Regions from separate parts of the Mus musculus genome. Here region 2 is linked to region 1. The links are chromatin loops, found by intact Hi-C in ENCODE. Cell type or tissue: left cerebral cortex. All regions are shown on one strand. Each heading gives the region's core, and the rest is flanking DNA. Links, peaks and the distances in the headings are about the cores only. Region 1 has its middle 21 kb from the start of Gm32150. Region 2 holds the start of Zfp92 (zinc finger protein 92).

The links. Peaks named below come from ENCODE experiments on the same cell type or tissue, not always from the same donor. Only the 100,000 strongest peaks of a DNase experiment are listed, where the experiment ranks them.
Region 2: it touches region 1 in a loop (3-fold over the local background); 7 of 42 quality-filtered maps call a loop at or near these places.

What each region holds. Positions count from the first base shown.
Region 1 is chrX:73,308,853-73,318,070 of GRCm38, forward strand. It overlaps the pseudogene Gm8501. Among named protein-coding and RNA genes, the nearest start is that of Gm32150, 21 kb to the right of the region's middle. In left cerebral cortex, for the core only: a CTCF peak has its summit at 3,864 (motif pointing right); a DNase peak (open chromatin) is centred at 3,870; H3K4me3 peaks cover 188 bases.
Region 2 is chrX:73,408,175-73,417,392 of GRCm38, forward strand. It overlaps Zfp92 (zinc finger protein 92), which reads left to right and starts at 2,922. Exons shown (of 6, transcript NM_009566.5): 1 at 2,922-3,016; 2 at 3,514-3,556. In left cerebral cortex, for the core only: a CTCF peak has its summit at 4,797; DNase peaks (open chromatin) are centred at 2,893, 3,184, 3,367 and 4,796; H3K4me3 peaks cover 775 bases.

The DNA.
Region 1 (9,218 bases), core at 332-8,331:
TGAGATCAGAGACTTCTGGTGTCTGCAGGAAAGGGAAAAGGCCTGCCTTTCTTTGGAGTCACTGTTCCTGGGGTGTACTGATGAGAAGCAGCCCTGACATGCCTCCCAGAAGGTCCTGTTTCCTCCTCTTTTGATCTTTATGTTTGTCATATTTTGTTGATAGGGTGCTGAGTTCTTTCTTCTATGAACTCTGAAGTACATCTTTATAAGCACCTGAGTCCACTCTCCAGTTGTTCTCTGCTGAATGCCTGTGAAATATCTATGTGTTCTCCAGCCTGAGTGTCCGAATTTACAATACTTCTTCCCCTCCTGTTGATTTCGGGGAATGGTTAATGTTAGGTTTTGATGCTAACTACTGGCTTTCCTTTATGCACACATTGGGTTCTTACATGTGTACATAGCCAAGCATGGTGAAGATGATTGTACTCTTAGTAGTCAATCTATAGAGACAAGAACAAGGGTCTTCCTAACCAGCAGGTATAGCTCAAGTGGCAAGTGCCTGGTTTAGTGAGAGACCTTGTCTAAAACACTTTGTGGAAAATAAATGTGGAAGGAACCTGATGTCATCTCACTGTCGCATTTAGTACATTTGTGCTGATGAGAAGCAGCCCTGACATGCATTAGTAGCATTGTGTACAACCATACACAACGATAACCATGTACACACCCTAAATATTAACAATGTATAGAAGAATTTTAAATTGAACCAAATTTCCCTCTGTGCTGTGAACTGTCTCTCTGTAAAAGCTACCAACGCAGTATAACTCAAGCCTTCCTTTAAAAATATATAAAGCACTGATACCACCTTTCTTTCTGCTTTCCAGTCTGCCTAGGTTAGGAATTAATAATTCCAGTCTGTTAATGGCTTTTGCAAGAGAAGGCCACACCTAAAGTAATTGTGTTCTATATACCCAAGCACCATCTTGTGCAATAGTCAAGAGGCTACATGTCAGACATATTCTCACCTGAATACTCAGCCTCTCCTATGACTTTAACTGTCCCATTGTGCATATGTTCTGACAACAAAACCCTCCCTTCTTACCATCTGCCAGGCATGGGCCTATTTGCCCCAACAGCACCATTTTCCCTATGTACAGCATCCTCTTCAAGAGTTAGAAGACAATTTATCCTTCACATTTTGCAAGTGAACTTGCTCCCATTTTTCATATTCTGAGTGCCTGCCATGGAACAAGAACAGGTAAGTTTCCTAAGTGCCACATTAATCTGCTCATTAGCCTGTTATCTCCTGTCCTTTGTCTTTTCCACCACTACTTCAGTCTTGGCTTCTTGAGACTCTGGAGTCCTCAAACCCTATGCAATCCAGAATGGACCTGAACCCTCCATTCCTTCTTTTTCTCAACTCCTCAATGATTTTCCCGAAATTCAACCTCTGTCATCCACTCTCATAGCTAACTTTTCACTTCTTATTAGCAACAACTGGTATATGGACCTTGCTCTCTGTTTTACCTTAGCTAAACAGATCTGATCTCCACCTCCCTCTTTATCTCCATTTTCAGCAGAAGCTGGACATCTTAATTGTCATTCAGTGTTAAAGGGGTGTCCCACATGTGAGTGAGGGTATGAGAAACCCAACCTTGGCCAGCACAGCACTGACCACCAGCCATGTCTGAGAACTGATGTAAGTCTAGAATAGTCTGTGGCCTGTGTGAGCTGGGCCCATGGATGATGCTTGGGACACTCAGATATGGCAGCAAAAAATGGTAAGCTCATGGGTAGCATGATCTTATGCCCTTTCTTAGTTTGGTTGTGAAGAGACACTATGACCACAGCAATCTTATAAAAGGAAACATTTCACTGGGGCTGGCTTACAGTTTCAGAGGTTAGTCCATTGTTGTCATGGCAAGAAACATGGCGACAGGCAGGCAGACATGGTGCTGAAACCGAGTTCTACTTCTTGATCTGCTTGCAGCAAGGAGGAAGCTAGATTCCATACTGGGCAGAGCTTGAGCATAGGAGACCTCAAAGCCCCCCCACTTTACCCCTTCATGGTGTCCTATCTGCAAACTTTCCACACTTTTTTTTTCCTTCTCATCTCAGCCAGTGATTCTAATACTCTATCACCCTGCTCTTGTTTTCCTATCTACTTCTAACTGCTCCTTTTCATGCTCCTAACATTAAAATCTGAACTTCATGTGCCTTCTGTTCCTAGCTACATTCAGACCCAGGAGTGTGGAACCTGCAGTATCAACATTTCCCAGGAACTTTGTGAGAAAGATCTTGACCTGCTGAAAAGGAGCTCCAAAGAGAGGAACCCAGAAGACCATATTTTCACAATCCTTTTCTTTTCATTCTGACGAAACTTCAAGTTCGAGAATTGCTCTGCTAGACCATATCAATCTCCTGGCTTTAGATACCATCACTTGAAATTGAACTTGGTTGCCATCAACAGCAAACTCATCAAGAAAGCTTCTTTAACTTTATAAATGCGAACAGGTACTTAACAAATTTGGAGGACTGTATTCCATTAGAAATGCATCTAACTGGCTAGTTTAATTTACTATTTGCCTCTTTTTATAAAAAAAGATTTATTTATTATTATAATTAAGTACACTGTAGCTGTCTTCAGACACACCAGAAGAGGGTGTCAGATCTCATTACGGATGGTTGTGAGCCACCATGTGGTTGCTGGGATTTGAACTCAGGACCTTCGGAAGAGCAGTCAGTGCTCTTACCCGCTGAACCATTTCGCCAGCCCCTGTTTGCCTCTTTTTATCTCTACTTCTTTATCTATGAATCAGGAAGTACTGCCTATACATTTCATATATTTGAAATAAACTCAAAGGGTCAATGTAAGTTAAAAATAAAAAGATACTGTATGTAAATAATTTACCAGAGTACAGAAAAAACAACGCTATAGTTTGGGGAGGTAAAGGAAGTGAACTAATAGCTCCCAGCCTCATCAGCTTTCTCCAGAGGAGTCCAAGTAAGAAGAGGGCAGAAGTGTGAAACAAAAAAGAGACAGTGCACTGGAACTAGGATATTTTTTACATACATTAAGACTTCTGTATTTTTAAAAATGAATCCTGAGCTTCGTTTGGAAGTTAAGTCCATCTTAGTGTAGATTAGAGATGGTTGGTGGCCTGTGGGTTGGAGAATGTGGCCTGAGTAAGGCAGCCTGGTATCCTTTACTTAACTGGTACTGAGACCAAAGGAAAAAAAAAGTGACCCAATAAAACAAATAGTACAGAAGATAAGCCAGGAAGTGCAGCAGATATTCTGACAGCCAGCAGTTTCCAGTCAATTGGTGACCCCCAAACTAAGCCCACATCACAAAGAATAGGGGCTTGACTTTGAAGGGGAAGTTATGTTCGTCCTTTCTCAGGGATGACTCGGGGCAGAAGGACTGATTCAGGGACAAAAACAAAGCAAATTTGGAAGCCTAAAGAATCAATCCATAGACACCATGATTCTGTTTTCTGATGAAATTAGATTAGAAAATCTGATTTCTGTGTACTAATCTTCAGTGGCAAGCCTGGGAACAAGCAAGGGAAAGAACCCAGGAATCATAAGGAATAGAAGATATCCCTGGAGACTGCAGAGACTCATACACACAGAAGCAGCAGCTAAGAACAACCCACACTCCTGATAACCTGAGGGCCTGTCAACACTCAGTAGGTCTAAAGGGGGGTCTAAAGAGGGTGAGAAGAACTTAGCTCGATGGATTCTCAAATGTTTCTTTCAGGAGGACTGAGGGAGATTTCACTGAGGATATGTGCAAGGGATAGCATAAAGATGCAAAGAGATGAACATAGTGACCAAGAAACAAGAACATCCCCCACAAAGGAGATGGTAAAAAGTACACAAAGAACTCAAAACAAGATACCAGCATTGAAGGGTTCACAAAGTCAACAGAAGAGGGCGCTCCACATATGTGAACAGAGATAATCAGCCTGTGCTGTACTATTCTTCCCTAAAAACAGGAAAACAAGTTTCACTTCGTATGAAAATGAACTAACAGAAGATAATCAAAGACATATCTTATGCAAAGCACTAACAGGGGAAAGGAATAAAAGCAGAAAAACACCTTCCTAGACTCCCTCATTTTAAACTAGAGTAAAGTCATTGAAAAAATAATCCAAGTCGTGTGTGCTCATCGAACATATGAAATCTCAAGTACTCTGGAGGCTCAGTCAGGAGGATCACACATTCAAAGCTTGCTGAGGCAACAATGAAACTATTTCTCAAAAATTAAAATTATAGTAATAGCCTATTAAAAATAATCACCGTGCCCATGCCTCCCACCCTTTCTCCACTTACCTCACTGGTTCACTGATGGCTCCAGTCTCTCCTCAAAGCTAATCACAGGCCAAATACACTAGCTTTCAGACCATTGCTAACCTCAAGCACACCTGCATTGCCATCAAGTCAGAAGGCATACAACACAGGCTAGTGGACAAGATCATCAAAGGTTTCAACCAGAAGGGATTCCTCATAATGACCATGAAGCGCCTTTGGGCTTCTGACCAGCACCTGAAACAGCAGCACTACAATGACCTGAAAAACAATCCTTTCTTCCCCAGGCTAAGAATTTAGGGTTTGTGGAGGCCATGGGAGGAGCTCAGTGTGATAAAGCCTGGCCAACTGATGTTGAGTAAGACCAATCCTGCCGATTCTAAAACGGGCACCATTAAAGGGGATTTCTACATTCAATTTGTCAACAATTCAGAAAAAAAAATGCTGAGAAAAAAAATCACTGTATGGTTTAAGCCTGAAGAACCAATTGACTACAAGTCTTGTGCCCATGACTGGGACTATGAGTAGATGTGGATAAACAAGGTCCTTTCCAGCATTATTCATGAATATACCCCACTAAGCAGATGTGTCGGTTTTTGGTTACTTTGTGTTGAGCCAAAATGAAAAAACAACCCCCATGAAAACAAACCTTAAGTAATACGTTGTGAATAGTGGACTAGGAAAAGATTGAGGAAGAAAATATATATAGAACAGAGAAGGGTAGAAACATAGGAAGGAGCAGTAAGGCAGACTTGCCTGAAAGTAGACAGAAAAGGTATACAACCAACCAAATGATATATGTTATTCTTAGCTTTGAAGAGAATAAGCTACTGAGATCCAACAACCTGGCTAGTCTATGTTCTTTGGGAGAAGAAAAAAAGGCAAAGAGTAAATACACATACACACACACACAGAGAGAGAGAGAGAGAGAGAGAGAGAGAGAGAGAGAGAGAGAGAGAGAGAATTTTTAGACAAATTAGAAGCAAAATTGTCTAGGAAAACTAAGTGAATAGGTAGGGTAAGAAAGGGGAGAATTTGTTCAAAATACAATATGTATCAGTAAGAAATGGCTAGATACCTGTGAGCACAGATAAGACCACCACTTCTGCTCTGGGGGACTTTCCTAGAGCCCTCAGGACACAGGAACCAAGGAATTACCAGGGACAGGATCCTTCAGGTTTCTATCTGCTCTGCAGAGCTGACCCTGTGCCACAACACTCCATACCCAAATTCCTCCCGGAGAGAACTAGTCTACCAGGAATACTGACACACAGGCCATAGTCAGAGACAGCAAGACCAGCTAACACCAGAGATAACCAGATGGTGAGAGGCAAGGGCAAGAACCTAAAGAAGAGAAACCAAGGCTATTTGGCATCATCAGAAACCAGTTCTCCCACCACAGTAAGCCCTGGATACCCCAAAGCACCAGAAAAGCAAGACTCTAATTTAAAATCACATCTCATGATGATGATAGAGGACTTTAAGAAGGACATAAATAACTCCCTTAAAGAAATACAAGAGACACAGGGCCCCCAATGGAGAAGCTAGAGAAAGCACCCAAGGAGCTGAAGGGGTCTGTAACCCTATAAGTGGAACAACAATATGAACTGACCAGTACCCCCAGAGCTTGTATCTCTAGCTGCATATGTAGCAGAAGATGGCCTGGTCTGCCATCACTGGGAAGAGAGGCCCCTTGGTATTGCAAACTCTATATGCCCCAGTACAGGGGAACACCAGGGCCAAGAAGTGGGAGTGGGTGGATAGGGGAGCAGGGCAGAGGGAGGGTATAGGGAACTTTCGGGATAACATTTGAAATGTATATAATGAAGATGAAATAGATGAAGAAACCAGGTCAACATTTAAAATAAAATGGCAAAGAGAGGAAGAGGACTTGAGAGAGAGGACAAATATAAAACTATGCTGTAAATAGTACTTATCGCCGAGATGAAAAATAAATAAATAAAGCAAATGAAAAGGACAAACATGAAAATGCTTAATTCAATGAACATTTCCTGTGCTTTCAAAACCACAAACAGAAAAGAAACAAAAGTTACCTAAGAAAACTAGTTCATAACAAGCAAAACCAAATTGTATTTTAGTGAAATTCTTGAACTTTAAAGGAAAACAAGTCTGGCTATGTAGCCAAAGAGGTTAAGGGTATAATAAAAAGAAAATTAAATTCCCCTTAAAGTGCCCAAAAGCAATGCTCTTGGACAGAATGAAATTTTAAAAGGCGGTCGGGGAGTCATAGCAAAGGATTTCAAATCCAACCAAGCTCACCTTCAGAGTGTGAATGCAGCAAAGCCTCATGGACATGCAATGACTTGCAGAATGGTGTTGTCATGACACCTTTCTTGAGAACCTGTACAAGAATAAGCTTCAAGTGAACAGAATGACTGGAAGGAAATTGGGAAACTATATGTTTCCCTGAATCAACAAATCCAAGGCTAATGAGGAAGTTTACAGTATGTACCTCAGGGTAGCTCTATACAACACATCCTACAATGAATAAAAAGCAAGAAAAGGCCAGATGTGCAAACACTCTTTATATCATCTTTTCATTACTGTGGTGGAAGATTACCTTTGTTATTATTATTTATTATTGTTGTAAGTTTTATGTAAGTTATACTCTAAGGGCTATGAGACAGCTTAATCTTTCCAGTGTGTATGTGATTTCTAGAACTGGACACTATAGAACTCTAAAAGAAATAATGAACGCAGCAGCAAGGAACTTCTGAAACACCCAGATTGTTCTAGAAATTATATTCCCCACATTTAAAAAAAAAAAAGGTTTTGAAGGAAAACTCAGCAAGGGTTCCCTAGGGGAGATGGTTTCAGATCAGGAGGAAAAAAAAAACAGCAAAAAAAGTAGAAACAAACAAGAAAAAAGTAAGAAGAAACAAAAGATAAGCAAAACCCAAGGATAACTTATTTTTTTTTTAGTTTTGTATATTTTATGCATATCATATGAATGTTTTACCTGCATGTATCTATGTTTATCACATGTGTGCCTGGTGCCTGTGGAGGTCAGAAAAACAGAATTGGATCCCATAGAACTGGAGTTACAGTGAGACACAATGTAACAGTCCTCTACAAAAGTAGTAAATAATTTTGACTATTGAACCATTTCTCCAGCTCCCAACAATGGCCAGTTCAGAGGTCTTAGGAGATAGCTATCTCAGCTAAAGAACTACAATTCAGTTAATGGAATATATTAATGTGTATAATTGGTATTTGTCTAGAAAATCATCCATTTCATTTACATTTTCCAATTTTCCATCCATTTCATTTAGATTTTCCAATTTTCCATCCATTTCATTTAGATTTTCCAGGCTTTTGAAATAAGACCTAATGATTCTTTGGATTTCCTCGGTGTCTGTTGTTATATCTCCATTTTTATCTCTGATTTTGTTTATTTGGGTACTGTCTCTCTGCCTTTTAGTTAGGTTGACTATGGGTTTGCCTACCTTGTTGATTTTCTCAAATACCAACTCTTAGTTTCATTGATTTTTTTTTGTATTGTTCTCTTTGTTTCTAATTGATTGATTTCAGCCCTGGTTTTGATTATTTTCTGCCTTCTACTCCTCTTTGGTGTGCTTGCTTCTTTTGGTTCTAGAGCTTTCAGGTGTGCTGTTTAGTTGCTAGTGTAGGATCTCTCCAGTTTCTTTATTAAGGCACTTAAGTGGTATGAATTTTCCTCTTAGTACTGCTTTTTCATTGTGTTCCATAAGTTTGGGTATGATGTGCCTTCATTTTCATTGAATTCTAGAAAGTTTTTAATTTCTTTCTTTATTTCTTCCATGACCCAGTGATCATTGAGTAGAGAGTTGTTCAGTTTCCATGAGTATGTAGGTTTTCTACTGTTTCTGTTGTTGAAGTCCAGCTTTAATCCATGTAATTTGATAAGATTCATGGGACTATTTCAATCTTCTTGTATCTATTGAGGCTTGCTTTGTTACCAATTATATGGACAGTTTTGGAGAAGGTTCCGTGCATGAGGTGCTGAGAAGGTATATTCTTTTGTGTTTGGATGAAATGTGGGAAATGTTCTACAGATTATCTGTTAAGTCCATTTGATTAATAACCTCGGTTAGTTTCATTATTTCTCTGTTTAGCTTCTGTCTCAATGACTTGTTCATTGGTGAGAGTGTGGTGTAGAAGTCTCCCACTATTAATGTGTGGAGTGTGATGTGTGATTTAAGCTTTAGTAACGTTTCTTTTATGAATGTGGGTGCCCTTGCATTTGGGGCATACATGTTCAGAATTGAGACGTCCCCTTGGTGGATTTTTCCTTTGATGAGAATGAAATGTCCTTTCCCATGTCATTTGATAACTTTTAATTGAAAGTCTATTTTATTGGCTATTAGAATGACTACCCCAGTTTGCTTCTTGCTTCCATTTGCTTGGAAAACCTTTTTTCCAGTCCTTTAATCTGAGGTAATGGCTATTTTTGTTGCTGAGGTGTATTTCTTGAATGAAGCAGAATGATGGACCCTAGTTATGCATCTACTCTGTTAGCCTGTGTCTTTTATTGGAGAATTGAAACCACTGATGTTGATATTACTGACCAATGATTATTTGTTTCTGTTATTTTGATGGTGGTGGTACTGTGTGTGTGTGTGTGTGTGTGTGTGTGTGTGTGTTACTTCTTTTGATTTTGCTGGTATGGAATTACCTATTTCTTGTGTTTTCTTGGGTGGAGTTACCCTTCTCCTGTCAGAGTTTTCCTTCTAGTATCCTCTGTAGGGGTGGATTAGTGAAAAGTTATTGTTTAAATGTGGTTTTGTCGTGGAATATCTTGTTTTTTTCCAATCTATGGTGATTGAACATTTTGCATGGTATGATAGTCTAAGCTGGCATCTATGATGTCTTAGAATCTGCAAGACATCTGCCCAGGCCCTTCTGGCTTTGCAGTAACTATTGGGAAGTTGGGTAATTCTGATAGGTCTGCCTTTATATGTTAC
Region 2 (9,218 bases), core at 485-8,484, 99 kb after region 1:
GTAATAAATTGGTTCCCAATTGGTGGTGCTGTTTGTGGAGGTTTAGGTGGTACAGTATCGCTAAAGGACATATGTTGTGAGATTTGAAACTAAAAGTGTTATGCTGCTTCCAGTTCATTCTTTCTGCTTCCCATTTGCTGTTGAGGATTTGAGCTCTCAGCTTTCTGCTCCTATCACTATGTTTTCCCAATATGATGGACTCTCATCCCTCAGGAACCATAAGCTATAATAAATTCTTTTCTTCCATCAGTTGTTTTTGGTCATAGTGTTTTTATCACAGTGTCTTAGTGCTATATTGCTGTGAAGAAACACTATATCCATGGAAACTCCTATAAAATAAAGCATTTGATTGGAGTTTCTTTATACTTCTAGAGGCTTAGTCCATTATGATCACGGTGGGGAAAAGGTGGCATACAGGCAGACACGGTGCTAGAGAGTTAGCTGACAGTTCTACATCCAGATCTACAGGCAATAGGAAGAAAGTGATATTGGACCTTGTTTGAGCTTTTGAAACCTCAAGACCCACACCCAGTGACACACTTCTTCCAAAAGGGCCATATCTACTCAGAAAAATCCTTCCCTGATGACTAAGCATTCAAATATACAAGCCAATGGGGCCATTTTTATTCAAACCAACACACAGCAACAAAAACAGTAACTAATGCATTGGCTTCAAGTGTTATTTATTTAAATAACTTATGGCACCTGTACTGGCTGGTTTTGTGTGTCAACTTGACACAGACTGGAGTTATCACAGAGAAAGGAGCTTCAGTTGGGGAAATGCCTCCATGAGATCCAACTGTAAGGCATTTTCTCAATTAGTATTCAAGGGGGAAAGGCCCCTTGTGGGTGGTGCCAACTCTTGGCTGGTAGTCTTGGGTTCTATAAGAGAGCAGGCTGAGCAAGCCAGGGGAAGCAAGCAAGCCAGTAAGGAACATCCCTCCATGGCCTCTGCATCGCTCCTGCTTCCTGACCTGCTTGAGTTCCAGTCCTGACTTCCTTTGGTAATAAACAGCAGTATGGAAGTGTAAGCTGAATAAACCCTTTCCTCCCCAACTGCTTCTTGGTCATGATGTTTGTGCAGGAATAGAAACCCTGACTAAGACAGCACCTAATACAGAAGATTCACATATGTTTAAAAGTATTGTTTTAGAGGCTAGAAAGATGTGTCAGCAAGTTAAGATGCTTTCTGACAAGCCTGATGACCTGAGTTTGGTGCCTGGAATATACTTAGTAGAAGAGAACCAACTCACACAAGACCTGTAGCTTAATTCTGCTCTCTGGAATGGAGGCTGGACTTCATGACACACATGTAATAGAATAAACCAGAATGGCGGCTGCCCAGGCTCCTCAGAATGGCCAAAGCCAAAGGGAGAGGCATGGCCAAGGTGGTCTCCATACCAGTTTAATGACCCTAATAGTGTGGGCACAAAGAGCACCGGCCTCCATATCAAATTGTCCTTAAAACACTTTAAGTTCCCCTGATCGCCTCAGGGATGAGTATCTTGGGGGGGGGGCACAGCAAATGAGCAGAGCCTGGAAGGAACCAGACTCCCACAGCTCTAGAGTGCTAGAGCCTAAAGTCAGTGCGCACCCCTTCAGAGGGGCTGAGGGAGGACCCTTCCCACCTCTTCTAGCAGTTCCAGCTTCCCTTGGCTGTGGCCACATACCCCTACCACCAGGCCTTTTCCTTCTGTGTGCCTCTGAACCTCTGTCACTGGACTTGGGGCCACCTGGATGATCAGGGTGATCTCATCTCTCCATCTTTAATGGGACAACATCCTCAGAGATCTGTCTCTTGTGTGTGGCCACATTCACAGACACTGGGAGTCAGGGGGGTGTACATTACTCTGGGACACAGACCTGGGTATGCCTGTCCAACAGCCCCAGTGAGCAGGCATCTTTTCATTGAAACCCACAGCTGAGGGCCCTGAGGGCCCCCCAGCCTGTTCCAGGAAAGGGGCTCCAAAGCTGTGCTTGCCATTGTTCCTCTTCAGTCTCCACTCTTCACTGACAGAAGCATCTTGACCGGGGGGTCCTAGCTTTTCCCCCAAGCCTGGGAAATATGACAGGCTTATCCTAGGATCACAGACTTGCAGAGGGCTCCTTGCCCTTGGCCCCACCTGGTCTCAAGGCCACCTTAAGACAGAAGACCCTGGTCAGCTTTATAAGGAAAGACACAGCTCAGTTCCTAGAAGCCAGGGTTGGGAGGCTTTGGTAGCACCAATAATATGGTTTAGTTTCTTTTTTCTTTATGTTCTACTCTTATTCACACTGACTTTTCTTGGGAGATCTCGGAACTTTCCAGAAAGAAGTGTAGAACTCCAGCCCTTGGGTTTCCATATTGGTTCTACCATATGGATGGTGATCTATGTGGGAAAATGGTAACCCTGATGTCTACCCTGGGGGGCTGGCTTGCTGACCACATGGGGTAACTTGAGGAAAAAGACTGGCTTGTGTTCAGTAGGTCACCACCAGTTCTTTCACTTTCTCTTCTCTCTCCTTCTCTACGTTGTCATCTCCTAGGTCCCCCTTCATGCCCTATGCTTCTTTTCTGATCCTTGCCCTTCCTGCTCACAGGAACTGTCCTTTACTAGGAGACCATGGCCTGGCCACTTGATGCTAGGGAAATAAATGAATGGGTGGGTGGAATTCCCAGTGATCTGATCCATGGGAGGCGCTTCATCAATGATATGGGATCAACAGGGGCCTCTCTTGTTGCTTCAGTACTGCCATACAATGACCACTGCAATCAGACTGCTTCAGAGCAGCCCAGACAGAAAATGGAAGTGTCCCGGGTTCATGGGGAGTGAGACCAGACGCCTAAGTGGGGCGAGAGTGCGCTGAGCCGCCCTCCTGCAGCGCTGCGCATGCTCTGTGTTCCCCTTTTGCGCCCCGTTCCCAGGCTGCCGCTGTCGCCCCCGCCCCAGCCACGCCTGCTCACTCACCCTGCTCCTTAGCAGCAGCAGAGGACCTGGCCAAAGGTCTCTACGCAGGACGAACCTCGTGAACAAAGGTGAGGTCCGACAGCAGTCTGAGAGCTCAGAACCTCTCCAGGACGCCTCCCTGGAGAGCTTCTTGGAGGCAGCATCCTTGGCTTCTGGTTTTGCCTGATGTAGGGGTGGAGAGAGGAAGCCAAAGCTGTATAGCGTACAGGTAGGCAAGCAGGCGGGAGAAGGGAAGTACTAAAGGATCATTGGCCTATCTCAGAAGGTGTGAGCAAAAACCTCAGCCAAGCCAATACTTAGGAGGTAAGGCAGAAGGAAAGGTGGGAAAGCAGGTGAGGGAATGAGTAGAGCTGAGCTGAACAGGACACAGGTGGCCAGAGGATGGAAGGAGAAGCTGTAGTGGCGACATCTGGGGAAGCCCCGGGACAGTGTTGAATGAGCTGAGCAGGAGCTTTCAGGGATCCCGTTTTCTAGTGCCTGGGAAGAGGAGCTGGGCTGAGCTGGGAGCTAGGGAGGCTGCGGAGCAAAGGAACTGAAGCTTTTGTATTTCTCTCCTGATTTTCAGACCAGGGGCTGGCACAAGAGCATTGCACAGCTGATCTGCCCAGGTAATTTTGGTTTTATATCTCTGGGTGGGGGAAGTCTGGGCAAGCTCCAATTATGAGATCATGGCACTGTTACCCAGGGCACCTGGCAAACAGCCCACAGGCACAAGCCGTGAGAGCCCCCAGACTGGGACAGGCCATCAGAATCATGAACCTGTGGCTCTCGGGAATGAAGAGTTGTGCCTTTCCACTGTGTGTGTTGACCAGTGTCCACTGTGCTTCCCCCACTCCAGGGAAGAGCAAAAACCTCAGCCAAGCCAATACTTAGGGGGTAAGGCAGAAGGAAAGGTGGGAAAGCGGGTGAGGAAATGAGTAGAGCTGAGCTGAACGGGGAATTGTGCCTAGTGCTTTCCTGCAGTACTAGTTATGACTAGTTCCATCTAACAAGGGTCTGTCAAGAACCATTATGAACCAGGTTGTTACTACAGACTTGTCTGAGACCTGTCAAAGGAGATGGCAAAAATCATCCCCTCTATGGTTGGAGTTAGTGACTGAGCACAGACCATAAGTCATAAACATTTCAAAATAGTAACTACATGGGTTGAATGAAAGATAGTAAGAGCTGAAAAAAGGAGGCCCAGTTGCAAATTTAGGTGCTGGGACTAGAAAATTTCTATCCAAACTTAAAGGTGATAAAGGAATAAGGCACATGTTTCTGTTTTGAAGGAATATTCTAGGCAGAAGGAATAGCTGGTACAAAGGCCCTGAGGCAAGCATGCTCTGACTCCTGACTGCAGCTGAGGGAGCAACTGGCAAAGGACGGGTCAAATGAGCTGTGTGGGTTAACTCCAAGTAACAGTCTTGGTTAAGACTGTGGGCAGAAAAGGTCAGGATCTGACCCACCTATTCAGAGGATCCCTCAGCAAGCATCCATTGTTGGTGGCCTTCTAACGGCCTCTCCTCCCAGAACTAAGCCTGGGGCCAGTAGTTGCAAGAGAGCTCCCTCAGGGCTTTGGCAGGCAAGGCTCCTTAGCTGTCCCTCTCTGGCCATTCTAGCAGGTGGGAGTAGGGCAGGTAAGTAGAGCCTCACCTCAGGAGCAGCAGGCAGGGCTGAAAGATGTACTTGGGCCTAGAGCTCCTAGACCCCAAGGAAAGTTCTATCCTAAGTAACCTAGATATCCCTCCTTCTGGATGAAAAGGCCAGAAATTTCCTTGTGATATGACTAAAGAGGATCCTGCATATTTTACTTGCTGTTTATTTGGTGGGTTTCTGGTTACTTTATCTGGGGAAAGCACCCCACCTCGTGGTAGCATTTTGGATGGGTCTCTGAGCACCACAGGTCTTTCTCTGCCAGGCTTACTCTGCCTGCAGTATATATCCTTCTCCTTCTCAGCCTCCTCCCTTCTTGGTTCATACAAGAAGGGCTGGGGGAAGCCACTGCTACCTGTGATCAAGACCCTTACCAAGTGTCTTCCAGATATACATGTGTACATAAGCATATGTGCATGTGTGTGCATGCACGCGCACGCACACACACACACACACACACACACACACACACACACACACACACACGGGCACACTACCCAGAAGACTGGAGCTACCTAGGAGTTACTCGGAAATTTTATGAGGACAGGGTTTGCTGTGTCTTTGCAAAAGCTAAAATCATGACTGATTTTAGGAAGTAGGTCTCAAAAACTGCTGGTTATCACCCTTGTGTGACACTTCCAATGGGTCTAACCTTCTACCGATAAAATCCTGAACATAGGCCTGGCTCTAGAGCAACATAACAGCGAATGTGGGGAGGGATAAGCTGCCACTTGCTTCTGACTTTTCTGATATGGTGCTCTTATGGTAGTGGACAAGCACATTTATGTTATTTTTGTTTGGTATGTCTGTGAGAGAGAATGCAACAGGATGCACACAAGATCAGAGGACAATTTTGGGAAATCAGTTTCACCTAGCATCTTGTTGAAGGTGAAGTCTCTCTTGTCTCTGCTAAGCTGCATACTCCAGGCTAGGCTCACATGCTATCAGACAGTTCTTCTGTCTCTACCTCCCATTGTACCTTAGTGCTGAGATTACAGATTCACACTATCATGTCTTGTTTGTTTAAAATGTGGGATCCAGAAGTCAAATCCAGATTGTCACATTTGAATGGGAAGTGATTTTACCTGCTGAGCCATCTCCCTGAATCATGTTGTTTTTTTCAAAGACAATCATTTTAATCTGAAACACTTGTAAATTTGGGTCACATCTCCTCTACACCTCTTAAGTGTTTCAGAGCATCCATAATGAAATGCACATGTAGCCTGTGTGGGCATCCAAATAATCAAAAGAGCCCCCTTTCCTCCTTATTTGCATGTGTGTATATTTTCCTGTGAGTTTGGATGCATGTCTATACAGGGAGGCCAGAAGTCACTGTGGGTCTTAATCGCTCTCTACATCCCCCTACTTACTAAGTAAGCACTCAGCCATTTCCCCTGCCTCCTTTCCCTCCTTTAAAAAAAAGGCAAGAGCCATTTAACATAAAGGACACAGTTTGCAGGGCTGAAGAGACGGCTCTGAGGTTAAGTGCACTTGTTGCTCTTCCAGAGGATCCGAATTCAATTCCTAGCATCCACATGGCAGCTCAACAAACATCTGTAACTGCAATTCCAGGGAATCCAGTACCCACTTCTGGTTTCTGTGGGCACCAGAAATGCACTAATACATAGCCATGCATGCAGGCGAAACACCCATATACATAAAGTAATAGCATAGTTGTTTTAATTAAAGGCACAATTTTAAAGGACATTATTCAGTGACATTCAATGCTTTCACTGTGCTGCTCAGACTTCCTATCTAGTTCTTTGCCCCATAAGGAAACCCCTGAATCCACTAAGTTACTTTTTTTATATCTGGTCTCTCAGCCCAGCTTTCTGGCTATGAATTTGCCTCTTTTGGACTCATTATGCTTTATAAAGATTTGGGGATTAGTGACATTGTGGTAAATTAAAGCAGCAAGAATTTTCATATTTGCTCCCTGAGTGAGAAAACAGCTACATGGGGCCACATGGAGGGGCATTTAGGGACAAGGAGACTGTTAGGAAATCTTGTGCATAACAGGAATTGGGTCAGTGTTTGGAAGGGGCCCTGGAGGAGAGGGGGGAGGAAGACCCACACCCCGCCAGAGTTTTCCTATTCTCTGGTCAGTCAGGTGTGGGAGAGCTGCCATATCCTTTCCACTCAGTCCTGGGTGGGCATTCAAGCCTCTGACCCACTCTTCAGGGGGTGGCCAGGGGGCACCCCTACCTGGGAACCCGGAGCTACTTTGCTAAAGCCACCAGAGTTATAGGAGAGAGGGATGAGGGAAGAGGTTTCCAACACCTGCGAGAGTGAGTGCAGCGGATCTTAACTGGAGCACAGGAAGGCCTTCTAACAGGAGATTAGAAATGGCTCATTAGGAGAAAGCCTGTCCCATCCTCCAAGCGCAGTGAGCCTTGATGGGCAGAGACATTCTATGGTTTTAGAGCTATATTATAGAAATGCAGGGGAAAAGAGAGAGAGAGGGAGAGGTAGAGGGGAGAGGAAAAGACAAAGAGAGAGGAGAGAGGAGAGAAAACAGAGAGAGAGGAGAGAGGGGGTAAGAGTGAGAAGTAAGAGAGAGATAAGAGAGCAAGCAGGTGCTGAACAGCCCTTTTTATGGTCTTTACTGTTGCTAGGTAACTGGAGAGGAGTTTAGCCTGAAGGTCAGAAGCTTGGGCCATTGCCTACATGACTACTGACCATGCTTCTCTTGTGGGGGTTGCGGGGGGGGGGGGGCAGTAACTTAGGCAGGAGCCAGAGTTCCAGGAGCATGAGGGAACGCCTACAGTGTCATGCAGGTGAATTATCACCACCAGGGCTCAGACCTAAGTTCAACTGGAGACCAGCCTGGGCTCTGCACAGGTCAGTTCCCTGTGGGTTGGCTAGTAGGAGCCCCCTAGTTTTCTGGGATCTAGTCCCTGATCGAGAACCTGATTGGAAGCAGATGGGATTGAGTATTTAGTGGCCCAAGATCCTGGAACCTTAATATAGGGCAGAGTAGGAAAGGGGGCTTGGCAAACTGCCTACAAAAGACAAAGACTTTAGCCACAACTAAAAACTAGGTCAAAGCAGCTCTTATGAAACATCATGTTACATTATATAAATGGAATCATACAATATGTGACCTTTTCTGTCCAGGTCTGACAATTTTAACTTAGCAAAATATCCTCGGGGTTCATCCATGTTGGAACATACATCAGAATTTCCCTCCTTTTTAAAATTCCTTTCCTTTTTATGGCCAAATAATACTCCTTTGTTTATTTATACCACATTTTGTTTATCTGTTTGTCTCTTGACTGCTTCAGCCTTCTGAATAGTGTGACTGCTGTGAATGTGGGTGTGTGGGTTTTTATGTAGATACCTGTTTTGTGTTTGTTTTTTAAATTGTTTTGAATTGCTTGGTCATGTGGTAAGTGTATTTAACTCATTGAGTAACCATCCAAATGGACTTGGTTTGCTTGTGTTGAGGGAGAGTAGGGATTGTGTGTATGTGTGTTTCTATATGTGAGGACACTTGCTTGCCAGTGCACAGGTATATGTGTGTACAAATATGTGGAGGCTAAAAGTAGAAATTAAGGGTCCACCTCAACCACTCTTCACCTTATATATGGAGAGACAGTTTCTCACTCGCACCTAGAACTGGTCAATTGGGTAGTTATTTACACTAAGTAGTTAATGTAGCTACTTAGCTTGCTCCAAGGATCCCCTGTCTGTTTCCTTTGTACCTGGATTACAGATGAGCAACCACACCCACTTACATAGGTACTAGAGATCCAGTCTTCAGTCTTAACAGTTGAACTATCTCCCATGATATGTGTGTGCGTGTTCTCATGTGTTCAGGCACACATGCCCATGTGCATGTGAATGCCAGAAGACAACCTCAGATGTTCCTCAGGAGCAATACACTTGGGGTTTGTTTGTTTGTTTGTTTGTTTGTTTGTTTGTTTTGAGACATCTCTCATTTAGCCTAGAACTCACCTGGGATTACAAAAATGCACCATCAGGCCCAGCTTTTTTAATTTTAAAGTTTTATTTATTTTGCATGTATGAACGTTTTTCATGCATTTATGTACCAGTGAATGCCAGGTGCCCTCATAGGTCAGAAGATGATGTCCTCGATCTGGAGGTTGTGAGCCAATATGTGGGTGCTGGAAACCAACCTTGAGTCTTTCTCATGTTTAGAAGACAAATATATTACTGATGAACCATTTCCAGGCCTATGGAAATGGTTTCTATTGTTATTTTTCCCTTTGCTTTTGATCATTGTTATTCAGCTTCCTAGTATAATAAGAAGCGCTTGCTACAACCAGGTTATCCAGGTAAAAGGTTTGCTTTGGCTCACAGCTTTCAGTTTGCTAATTGGCCATTGCTTTGGGACTGTGGCAAAGTACATCAATATGATACAGCAGAATCACTGACCATATCACAAAGAAGAAAGAAGAAGAAGCCAGAATCCCACTATCCCCTTTGAGAGCACACTGACAATGGCATAAAGACCTCTAGAACACAGAATAAACTGAATGGAGATTCTAAGCTTGGAGCTCAGCTTTGTTGCAATATGGGCCTGCCTGAAATATATCACACACACACACACACACACACACACACACTCTTACTTACACAATTTAAATTCTAAAATATATAATTTTAAAGGAA